Linked DNA regions of Homo sapiens: region 1 is linked to region 2. A link is an interaction called in ENCODE POLR2A ChIA-PET data of the cell type or tissue named here. Cell type or tissue: PC-9. All regions are shown on one strand. Links, peaks and the distances in the headings refer to the core of each region. The heading gives the core; the rest is flanking DNA.

Region 1 (8,078 bases), core at 2,150-6,149, 110 kb before region 2:
TCCCAACACTTTGGGAGGCTGAGGCAGGTGGATTACCTGAGGTTGGGAGTTCAAGACCAGCATGATCAACATGGAGAAACCCCATCTCTACTAAAAATACAAAATTAGGGCGGGGCGCGGTGGCTCATGCCTGTAATCCCAGCACTTTGGGAGACTGAGGTGGGCAGATTACCTGAGGTCGGGAGTTCGAGACCAGCCTTACCAATGTGGAGAAACCCGTCTCTACTAAAAATACAAAATTAGCCAGGTGTGATGGCGCATGCCTGTAATCCCAGCCACTCAGGAGGCTCAGGCAGGAGAATCACTTGAACCCGGGAGGCGGAGATTGCAGTGAGCTGAGATCACGCCATTGCACTCCAGCCTGGGCAACAAGAGCAAAACGCTGTCTCAAAAAAAAAAAAGAAAAAAAAATACAAAAATACAAAATTAGCCAGACGTGGTGTTGCATACCTGTAATCCCAGCTACTCGGGAGGCTGAGGCAGGAGAATCACTTGAACCCGGGAGGCAGAGGTTGTGGTGAGCTGAAATCACATCATTGCACTCCAGCCTAGGCAACAGGAGCAAAACTCCATCTCAAAAAACAAACAAACAAACAAACAAACACTGGGCGCGGTGGCTCACACCTGTAATCCAAGCACTTTGGGAGGCCAAGGCGGTGGATCACCTGAGGTCAGGAGTTCAAGACCAGCCTGGCCAACGTGGTGAAACCCCGAATCTACGAAAAATACAAAAATTAGCCAGGCCTGGTGGCTCACGCTACTTGGGTAGTCCCAGCTACTTGGGAGGCTGAGGCAGGAGAATTGCTTGAACCCAGGAGACGGAGGTTGCAGTGAGCTGAGATCACACCACTGCACTCCATTTTGCCTGGGCGACAGACAAGACTCCATCTCAAAAAAATAAATAAATAAATAAATAATGAAGGCAGTTTTTAAGGATTTAGTGGCAGTATGTAGAATGGATAAGAAAAAGAAAAGAGGAGGCCGGGCACGGTGGCTCATGCCTGTAATCCCAGCACTTTGGGAGGCCGAGGAGGGTGGATCACAAGGTCAGGAGTTGAGACCAGCCTGACCAACATGGTGAAACCCTGTCTCTACTAAAAATACAAAAACTAACTGGGCGTGGTGGCACACACCTGTAATCCCAGCTACTCAGGAGGCTGAGGCAGGAGAACTGCTTGAACCCAGGAGGTGGAGGTTGCAGTGAGCCAAAATTATGCCACTACACTCCAGCCTGGGCGATAGAGTGAGATTCCATCTCAAAAAAAAAAAAAAAAAGAAAGAAAGAAAGAAAAGAAAAGAAAAAAAGAAAAGAGGAATAGCCTGGCCACAGTGGCTCATGCCTGTAATCCCAGCTACTCAGGAGGCCAAGGTGGGGGAATCCCTTGAGCCCAAGAGTTCAAGGCTGCAGTGAGCCGTGATCACACCACTGCACTACAGCCTGGGCAACAGATGGAGAACCTGTCTCAAAGAAAGAAAAGAGGAATAACGGCAGGGCATGGTAATCCCAGCACTTTGGGAGGCTGAGGTGGGCAGATCATTTGAGGTCAGGAGTTCAAGACCAGCCTGGCCAACATGGTGAAACTCTGCCTCTACTAAAAATACAAAAATTAGTAGGGCACCTGTAATCCCAGCTACGTGGGAGGCTGAGGCAGGAGAATCACTTGAACCAGGGAGGCAGAGCTTGAAGTGAGCTGAGATCGCACCACTGCACTCCAGCCTGGGCGACAGAACGAGACTTCGTCTCAAAAGAAAAAAAAAGAAGGCCGGGCGCAGTGGCTCACGCCTGTAATCCTGGCATTTTGAGAGGCTGAGGCAGGTGGATCACGAGGTCAGGAGATCGAGACCATCTTGGCTAACATGGTGAAACCCCGTCTCTACTAAAAATACAAAAAAATTAGCCGGGCGTGGTGGTGGGCACCTGTAGTCCCAGCTACTCGGGAGGCTGAGGCAGAAGAATGGCGTGAACCCAGGAGGCGGAGTTTGCAGTGAGCCAAGATCGCGCCACTGCACTCCAGCCTGGGCAACAGAGTGAGACTCCATCTCAAAAAAAAAAACAAAAAACAGGCAAGGATACCTGTGAAGGGGCAATAATGCAAGCATGAATTGATAAGGGTCTAGACCAGACTAATGGGTCTGGACCAGACTAGTAAGGGTCTAGCCCAGACTAATTATCCATAATTATCCAATTGCAATAATCCAAGCATGCATTGATAAGGGTCTAGACCAGACTAATAGAGAAATACTAAGAAGGGGCAGATGTCAGAGACATTTCAGAGAAGGAGTAAGCAAGATTTGGAAATGATTGGATATAGGGATGAAGGAAAGGATGTAAAGACAACTAAGGCCAGGTGCAGTGGCTCATGCCTATAATCCCAATGTTTTAGGAGGCTGAAGTGGGAGGATCACTTGAGCCCAGGAGTTTGAAACCAGCCTGGGCAACATAGCAAGACCTTGTCTCTCAAAAAATAAAATAGCCAGGCATGGTGGCGCGCACCTGTAGCCCTAGCTCTGAGGCAGGAAGATTGCTTGAGCCCAAGAATTCAAGGTTTCAGTGAGTTGTGATTGTGCCACTGCAGTCCGGCCTGGGCAAGAGCAAGACTCTGTCTCTACAAAAATAATAAATAGTCCAGGCATGGTGGCTCACGCCTGTAATCCCAGCACTTTGGGAGGCTGAGGTGGGAGGATCACGAGGTCAGGAGATCGAGACCATCCTGGCTAACAAGGTAAAACCTCGTCTCTACTAAAAATACAAAAATTAGCCGGATGTGGTGGCAGGCGCCTGTAGTCCCAGCTACTTGGGAGGCTGAGGCAGGAGAATGGCGTGAACCTGGGAGGCAGAGCTTGCAGTGAGCTGAGATTGCGCCACTGCACTCTAGCCTGGGCAACAGGGCGAGACTCTGTCTCAAAAATATATATAAAATAATAATAATAGCAATAAATAAAAATTAAAAATTAGCCAGGCATGGTGGCACATGCCTGGAGTCCTAGCTGCCTGGGAGGCTGAGGTGGGAGGATTACTTGAGCCCAGGAGTTTAAGGCTGCAGTGAGGTAGAATTGCACCACTGCACTCCAGCCTGGGCAACAGTGTGAAATTCTGTCTCTTTAAAAAAAAAAAAAAAAGACAGCTAAGGATTAATCATGGGTAACTGGAAAAACAGTTCCTACCATTGATAAAAATAATGACACCAAGAGGTGGTCTGATACATAAGTTATTAATGATGCTCAAAGCTTGTCTGTCTTTCACAAACCCTTTCCTGAGTTCACCAGCACTGACTACTTCATTCTATATCCCCAGCTCTTAATTGCCCTGCTTGTGTTATATCATTTAATATTCCCTGACATGTTGAATAAGAATGGTATTCTTAGCCAGGGAGCAGTTTCTCACGCCTGTAAACCCAGCACTTTGGGAGGCCAAGGCAGGAGGATCGCTTGAGCCCAGGAGTTTGAGACCAGCCTGGGCAACATAATGAAGTCCCTTCTCTATAAAAAATATAATTTTTTTTTTTGAGACGGAGTCTTGCTCTGTCCCCAAGCTGGAATGCAGTGGTGTGATCTCAGCTCACTGCAACGTCCATCTCAAGCAATTTCCCTGCCTCAGTCTCCCAAGTAGCTGGGATTACAGGTACCCACCATCACACCCGGCTAATCCTCGTATTTTTAGTAGAGATGGGGGTTTCACCATGTTGGCCAGGCTGGTCTCGAACTCTTGACCTTGTGATCCACCCACCTCAGCTAAAAAATACAAAAATTAGCCAGGCACAGTGGCTCATGCCTGTAATCCCAGCTACTCGGGAGGCTGAGGTGGGAGGATCGCCAGAGCCTGGGAGGTCGGGCTGCAGAATGCCATGATCACGCCACTGTGCTCTAGCCTGCACGACACAGTGAGACCCTGTCTCCAAAAAAAAGAAAGAATGGTATTCTCAGAAAACAAGTTTAGTTGTGGTTTCTCTAGGAGTATTTTTCTTTTTATTTGGCATCCTCCTCGTAGTGGCCAATATTGTGCTGATATTGAATACTCAAAACTAAATTCACATTTTCTCTTTTGCTGAATTTGCATGTCACAATTTTCCCTTCCTATCCTAATTCAGTTGGCTCAATAGAGCCTCTGAACCTTCCTGCTCAGTTTTTCCTCTTTTTTTTCCAGGGGTTTATGTCTGCATAATCAAGGTTCGACCGCAGTCAGAGGAGCTGCTACAGGCCCTCAGTGTGGCTGACACCTCAGTCTATGGGTGGGCTACACTGGTCAGTGAACGTAGCAAGAATGGAATGCAACGAATCCTCATTCCTTTCATCCCAGCCTTTTATATTAACCAGTCAGAATTGGTTCTTAGCCACAAACAAGATATCGGGGAGATAAGAGTACTGGGAGTGGACAGAGTTCTTAGGAAGCTAGAGGTATGTTAAGAACTGAACCAAAACAGAACAAGAGATCAGGAATTTGAAAAGATAGTTTTCATTCTCACTTCAAGGGCAAAAGAAGTTACTGAGTGACCTAATAAAAATTACCATAGGAAATGACAAAATCAAATGAAGAAAACCCATCTCCTTCATAATGCCAGGCAGGCTCCCAGAGTCCAAAATCTAGGTCATAAGCTTTGTCAACATACCTAAAGGAGTAAAAAAAGTAAATGATTGGCCGAGCGCGGTGGCTCATGCCTGTAATCCCAGCACTTTGGGAGGCCAAAGTGGGTGGATCACAAGGTCAACAGATCAAGACCATCCTGGCCAACATGGTGAAACCTCTTCTCTACTAAAAGTACAAAAATTAGCTGGACGTGGTGGCGGACACCTGTAGTCCCAGCTACTCGGGAGGCTGAGGCAGGAAAATTGCTTGAACCCGGGAGGCAGAGGTTGCAGGGAGCTGAGATCGCGCCACTGCACTCCAGCCTGGGTGACAGAGCGAGACTCCCTCTCAACAACAACAAAAAAGTAAATGATTTGATTGTCGGCTAGCTAGCTAGAAATCCAGATCTTGACAATTATTGTACTGTATATGTTTCAGATTGGAACATACTGATACAAAGTTGATTTTTCTTCTTTTAAATAAAAGGTTTTATCTTTTCTCCAAGGTCATCTCCAGCTCCCCAGTTCTAGTGGTCGCTGGCCATAGCCACTCTCCCCTCACTCCTGGCCTGGCCATTTACTCTGTAAGAGTGGTCAACTTCACTTCCTTCCAGCAAATGGCATCACCTGTTTTCATCAATATTTCCTGTGTACTCACCAGTCAAAGTGAGGCAGTGGTAGTGAGGGCTATGAAAGATAAGTTGGGTGCAGGTAAGCATCAGAGATTCCTATTTATAATCTAGAGAGGAAAAGAAGAAAGAATGTATTACATTAGTACCCCCCATCTGCAGTTTTGCTTTCCGCATTTCACTTAACTGTCAACCACGGTCCAAAAATAAATGAAAAACTCCTGAAATAAACAGTTTAAATTGTGCACTGTTCCAAATAGCATGAGGAAATCTCACACTGTCCTGCTCTGGTCCCCAACCATGAATCATCTCTTTGTCCAGCATGTTCACACCGTATACACTATCAGCCCTTTAGTCACTTAGTAGCAGTCTCTGCTATCAAATCAACTGGTATCAAGGTATCACAGTGCAGTGCTTGTTTCAAGTAACCCTTATTTTACTTAATAATGGCTCCAAAGCACAAGAGTGGTGATGCCTGCAATTCGGGTATGCCAAAAAGAAGCTGGAAAGTGCTTCCTTTAAGTGAAAAAGTGGAAGTTCTCAACTCAGTAAGGAAAACATAGTACGTAGAGGGTTCAATATTATCTGTGGCATCCACTGAGGGTCTTGGAACATATTCCCCACAGATATGGGGGGACAGATGTTATCACAGTTTAGTTAATGGGAAACATTCAGCCACTTGACCAAGATTACTCAAACTAGTTGAGGCATGAATCTTCCAAACCTACCCAAAATACAACCTTTAGGTAGCTTTCTTAACACTACCTAAATTTTATATTTAACTTATATATTTAAGAATAGTTGTCAGCCAGGCATGATGGCCCATGCCTTGTAATTCCAGCACTTTGGGAGGCCGAGGTGGGCAGATCCCTTGAGCTCAGGAGTTCAAGACCAGCCTGGGGAACAAGGCAAAACTCTGTATCAACAAAAAAGTACAAAAAAAAAATTACCTGGGCATGGTGGCATGGACCTGTGGTCCCAGCTACTCGGGAGGCTGAGGCAGGAGGATTGCTTGAGACCAGGAGTTCAAGGCTGCAGTGAACTGTGATTGTGCCACTGCACTCCAGCCTGGTGACAGAGCAAGACCCTGTCTCAAAAAAAAAAAAAGGAAAAAGAATAGTTGTCAGTTTAACACGAGTTTGCCAGCTTTGTAAGTATACTATTTGCCCTATTTTAAACCTTTTTTTTTTTTTTTTTTTTTTTGAGAGAGTCTTGCTCTGTCACCCAGGCTGGAGTGCAATGTCGTGATCTCGGCTCACTGCAACCTCCACCTCCCAAGTTCAAGCGATTCTCCCGCCTCAGACTCCTGAGTAGCTGGGATTACAGGCACACACCACCATGCCCTGCTAATTTTTGTATTTTTGTAGAAATGGGGTTTCACCATGTTGGCCAGGCTGGTCTGGAACTCCTGACCTCAGGTGATCCACCCGCCTTGGCCTCCCAAAGTGCTGGGATTACAGGCATGAGCCACCGCACCCGGCCAATCTTATTGATAAATGTTTTGTTGTCTTCAAAAGTATTTAAATCTTTTTGCATCAGGCAATGGGCCAATGTTAACCCTAGAACCAAGACTTAGCTTTCCCAAATCCTGATTCCAGGCATTACCTAGTTTAGAAATAATGCCACATTGGATAGGATGGGAATAGTTACGAAAAGGTGTTAGAAAAGCTAGAGAACCATCAGTCTCCTTATATTGTATTTGTCACGCCCACTTCCCCACCCCTCAAGGGAAGCTACTTAATTACTGGGAACTATCTAAGCTAAATTATAGTGTATCTCCTAATGGGAAATAGGTTTTTGCTGATGTTTACGTGAGCATCTGGTTTGTATTGATCATTATCCTAAGCACATTTATATGCTTTTGGTTTAATTCTCATAACTCTAGGAGGTAGGTATTTTTCCCCAAGAGCTGAGGAAACTGAGATGCTGGTGCAGTGGCTCACACCTGTAATCCTAGCACTTTGGGAGGCTAAGATGGAGGATCACTTGAGCTCAGGAGTTCAAGACCAGGCTAAGCAACACAGCAAGACCTTATCTCTACTAAAAATCAAAAGAATTAGCCAGGCATGGTGGCATGCACCTGAAGTCCAGGCAGGAGGTTGAGGTGGGAGGACTGCCTAAGCCCAGGAGGTTGAAGTTGCAGTGAGGCATGATCACACCACTGCACTCCAGCCTGGGTGACAAAACGAGACCCTGTCTCAGGAATTAAAAAAAAAAAAAAAAAAAAAAGGATCTCTAGATACTATCACAGAATGTATTGGAACAGAGTTTTTAAATCTAGAGACCACGGATCCCCACAAAGGTCCATAGATAGAATTCAAGGTGTCCATTACCCAAGTGGAGAAAAATTGCATCTTTTTCTTTCCTTTTTTTTTTTTTTTTTTGAGACAGAACCTCGCTCTGTCGCCCAGTCTGGAGTGCAGTGGCACCATCTCAGCTCACTGCAACCTCCACTCCCAGGTTCAAGCAATTCTCCTCCCTCAGCCTCCCAAGTAGCTAGGATTGCAGGTGCCCGCCACCACGCCTGGCTAATTTTTGTATTTTTAGTAGAGGCAAGGTTTCACCATGTTGGCCAGGCTGGTCTCGAACTCCTGATCTCAAATGATCCACCCACCTTGGCCTCCCAAAATGATGGGATTACAGGCGTAAGTTACTGCGCCTGGCCGTGCATCTTTATTTTCAATTGACCACTAACTTAAAGTTAGCACTTTCACTGATTATTAATATAGGCAGCAAACCACCATAATATCAGCAGTATTGTGTGCTTTTGTCACCAACAGAATTCATTGACTATACTTTCAGGGATCATTTCTATAGTTCATTACTAGAGAAGTTTCTCAGAATGTATAGAGAAAAAAAAGAATCCACAGATATATTCATGTTCCT
Region 2 (4,000 bases), core at 1-4,000:
TGGTTGGTTCTGTACCTCTTGTACCTGACTGTCATCAGCATTAAGCCAAGGAAATACTGCCAATCTCTTGTTTATCAGTTTCTGTAAACTTTTTTTTTTTTTTTGAGATGGAGTCTCGCTCTGTCACCCAGGCTGCAGTGCAGTGGCGCGATCTTGGCTCACTGCACCCTCTGCCTCCCAGGTTCACCTGATTCTCTCATGCTTCAGCCTCCCAAGTAGCTGGGACTACAGGCACGTTCCACCACGCCCAGCTAACTTTTTGTTTGTTTGTTTGTTTTTGAGACGGAGCTTCGCTCTTGTTGCCCAGGCTGGAGTGCAATGATGTGATCTTGGTTCACCGCAACATCTGCCTCCTAGGTTCAAGGGATTCTCCTGCCTCAGCCTCCCAAGTAGCTGGGATTACAGGCATGTGCCACCACACCTGACTAATTTTGTATTTTTAGTAGAGATGGGGTTTCTCCATGTTGGTCAGGCTGGTCTTGAGCTCCTGACCTCAGGTGATCCACCTGCCTTGGCCCCCCAAAGTGCTGGGATTACAGGTGTGAGCCACCTCGCCCAGCCTTTGTTTGTTTTTTTGAGACGTAGTCTCGACCTGTCACCCAGGCTGGAGTGCAGTGGAGCAATCTCCACTTACTGCGACCTCTGCCTCTCGGGTTCAAGCGATTCTCCTGCCTCAGCCTGCCAAGTAGCTGGGACTGCAGGCGCGTGCCACCATGCCTGGCTAATTTTTTGTATTTTTAGTAGAGACGGGGTTTCCCCGTGTTAGCCAGGATGGTCTCAATCTTCTGACCTCGTGATCTGCCTGTCTCGGCCTCCCAAAGTGCTAGGATTACAGGCGTGAGCCACTGTACCTGGCCCGTAAACTTTTTTTTTTAACTGAGGTATAATGTACATACAGAAAAGTAGTTTAATTGTAAGGTGACCACCCAGATAGAGATATAGAAGACCCAGAAGTCTTTTTTTGTTTTTTGAGACAGAATCTTGCTCTGTCGCCCATGCTGGAGTGCGGCGGCACGAATTCAGCTCACTGCAACCTCTGCCTTCTGGGTTGAAGCGATTTTCTTGCCTCAGCCTCCTGAGTAGCTAGAACTGCAGGCGTGTGCCACCACACCTGGCTAATTTTTGTATTTTTAGTAGAGACGAGGTTTCACCATGTTGGCCAGGCTGGTTTTGAACTCCTGACCTCAAGTGATCTGCCCGCCTCAACCTCCCAAAGTGCTGGGATTACAAGCGTAAGCCACATGCTCAGTCCCAGAAGTCTGTTTTATGTTCTCTCCTAGTCATTACCCTCCTCCACTCCAACAGGTAGCCACTATTCTGACTTCCTCTGGTAGTATTTGTGTTCAACTACAAGCTTGAGACTTGGTAATAATTGCCACAAACCTCCTTGAAGATAAAGTCATGTTGGTGGTGTTTAATATAGTGGTTCCAGTTAGTATGGGGACATTTTTTGGGTTTTTTTTTTTTTTTTTTTTTTTTTTTAGATGGAGTCTTGTTCAGTCACCCAGGCCAAGTGCAGTGGTGCGATCTCGGCTCACTGCAGCCCCCGCCTCCCAGGTTCAAGCGATTCTCCCGTCTCAGCCTCCTGAGTAGCTGGGATTACGGGCACCTGCCACGATGCCTGGCTAATTTTTATATTTTCAGTAGAGATGGGATTTCACCATGTTGACCAGGCTGTTCTCGAACTCCTGACCCTGTGATCCACCCACCTTGGCCTCCAAAGTGCTGGGATTACAGGCATGAGCCAGTGTGCCTGGCCAAGAATAAACTTTTCTAAAAGTTCAGTTTTACTTAGGGGAAGGGGTAAACTTATTTTATTTTTTTTTTTGAGACAGAGTCTTGCTCTGTTGCCCAGGCTGGAGTGCAGTGTTGTGATCTCGGCTCACTGCAACCTCTGCCTCCTGCAGCTCAAGCAATCCTCCCACTTCAGCCTCTTGAGTAGCTGGGACTACAGGCATGTGCCACCCTGCCCAGCTAACTTTTTGTCTTTTTTTGTAGAGACTGGGTTTCGGCATGTCACCCAGGCTGGTGTGAAACTTCTGGGCTCAAGTGATCTGCCTGCCTCAGTCTCCCAAAGTGCTGGGATTACAGATGTGAGCCGGCCCGTGCCCAGCTGGGATAAACTTTTTAAGGTGAACATTTACTGCCCTGTAAAATGATAAGCCTGCCTACTATACCAAATCCTCGTAACAACAGTCAGAATTTTGACAAATCTTTATGTCACTGAATTGAAGAAAAGTGTCACTGTTTTTCCTGTAGGTTCCATGTGCTCATCAATGCTAATGGGCAAATCTCAGCTAATAGACTGCTAGAAGTTTCCTCTAGGTAAAATCCAGACCAGACAAGTTTTTCCTCTTGTACTGTGTTTAGGTACAGCCTCACAGAACTTGATCCACTCCTCTGCATGAATATTTTCTTCCCTCATTTCAATAAAGAAGATTTCTTGGCCGGGCGCAGTGGCTCACACCTATAATCCCAGCACTTTGGGAGGCCGAGGCGGGTGGATCACGAGGTCAGGAGTTCAAGATCAGCTTGGCCAACATTGTGAAACCCCGTCTCTACTAAAAATACAAAAATTAGCCAGGCGTGGTGGCACGTGCCTGTAGTCCCAGCTACTTGGGAGGCGGAGGTAGGATAATTGCCCGAACCCGGGAGGCAGAGGTTGCAATAAGCCAAGATGGCACAACTGCACTCCAGCCTGGGTGACACAGGGAGACTGTCTCAAAAAAAAAAAAAAAAAAAAAAGGTTTCTTACAAGTCTACTGGATACTGTCTAATGTTGGGCCCATTTTGATGACAAAATTATTTTATAATATTGTTGGACAGAAGCGATGAATGTCCAGAATTTCACATTGGCATATCTTATCCATCAATTCTGATTTTAAACTCCTTGACCATTTACTAGTCAATTGTTATGAGCAGCTATGTATTCATGTATCCCTCTACAGTCTAGAGAGTTCTAGGTGAGTGATGATGCTTTGACCCTGAAAGACCCCTTTACTTATCAGTTTATTTATTTTTCCCTTGGATTCAATAGGAGGGAATACTTATTAGTATGTTTAATATTTGGTCAGCTAGATCTTTTTTCCTAGATATCTGATCTTTAGCCTTTAGTGTGTCTTACCTTAACTAGTGGTAGTGTTCTATATACTATAATAGTCTTGTTACCTGTTTTACTCTTGAGTTTTGTGAGTGACTTATGCTGCTTCTAGCTAGGCCTGGGGATTCTGTCCCTAATTGTCTTGTCTTTTCTTTTTTTTTTTTTTTTTTTTTTGAGACGGAGTCTCACTCTGTTGCCAGGCTAGAGTGCAGTGAAATGATCTCGGCTCACTGCAACCTCCGCCTCCTGGGTTTAAGCAATTCTCCTGCCTCAGCCTCCCGAGTAGCTGGGACTACAGGCGTCTGCCACCGCCATGCCTGGCTAATTTTTGTGTTTTTAGTAGATACGGGGCTTCACCATGTTGGCCAGGATGGTCTCGATTTCTTGACCTCATGATCCGCCCGCCTCAGCCTCCCAAAGTGCTAGGATTACAGGCATGAGCCACTGCACCCGGCCATAAACTCTGTCCCTAATTTTCATTGTGCTTATGTCTTTTAGTAATTATGTTAAATCTAGCCATTCCTTTTATTTTTAAATTTTAGTCAGTTTTTGGATAGGTGATATATGCACATGGTACAGAATTTACAATTGGAAAAAGTTTACAGTAAAAAAGGACATCTCTTTCTTTGGAGACAGAACTTAATCTACTTCTTTTCCCTCCCCTCCCCCCCCCCCATACTTACCTCCTCTTACCCTTCCCCTCTCCTTTTTCCTTCCCTTTGCCTCTCCCCCCCACCTCTTTTTTTTTTTTTTTTTTTTTTTTAAACGAGACAGAGTTTCACTTTTGTTGCCCAGGCTGGAGTGCAGTGGCACGATCTCAGCTCACTACAAACTCTGCCTCCTGGGCTCAAGCAGTTCTCCTGCCTCAACCTCCCAAGTAGCTGGGATTTACAGGTGCCC

The links. ChIA-PET counts read pairs that join two places held together with the same protein. Peaks named below come from ENCODE experiments on the same cell type or tissue, not always from the same donor. Only the 100,000 strongest peaks of a DNase experiment are listed, where the experiment ranks them.
Region 1: POLR2A ChIA-PET joins it to region 2 with 8 read pairs; 16 of 35 experiments call an interaction of 5 or more read pairs at or near these places.

What each region holds. Positions count from the first base shown.
Region 1 is chr1:153,998,052-154,006,129 of GRCh38, reverse strand. It overlaps NUP210L (nucleoporin 210 like), which reads left to right. Exons shown (of 40, transcript NM_207308.3): 36 at 4,145-4,395; 37 at 5,070-5,274. It also overlaps the pseudogene LOC124904673. Among named protein-coding and RNA genes, the nearest start is that of RPS27, 11 kb to the right of the region's middle. In PC-9, for the core only: no CTCF peak of the experiment used is centred there; a DNase peak (open chromatin) is centred at 4,309; H3K27ac peaks cover 2,835 bases.
Region 2 is chr1:153,891,438-153,895,437 of GRCh38, reverse strand. The region is part of intron 1 of GATAD2B (GATA zinc finger domain containing 2B); the gene reads left to right. Among named protein-coding and RNA genes, the nearest start is that of GATAD2B, 30 kb to the left of the region's middle. In PC-9, for the core only: no CTCF peak of the experiment used is centred there; no DNase peak of the experiment used is centred there.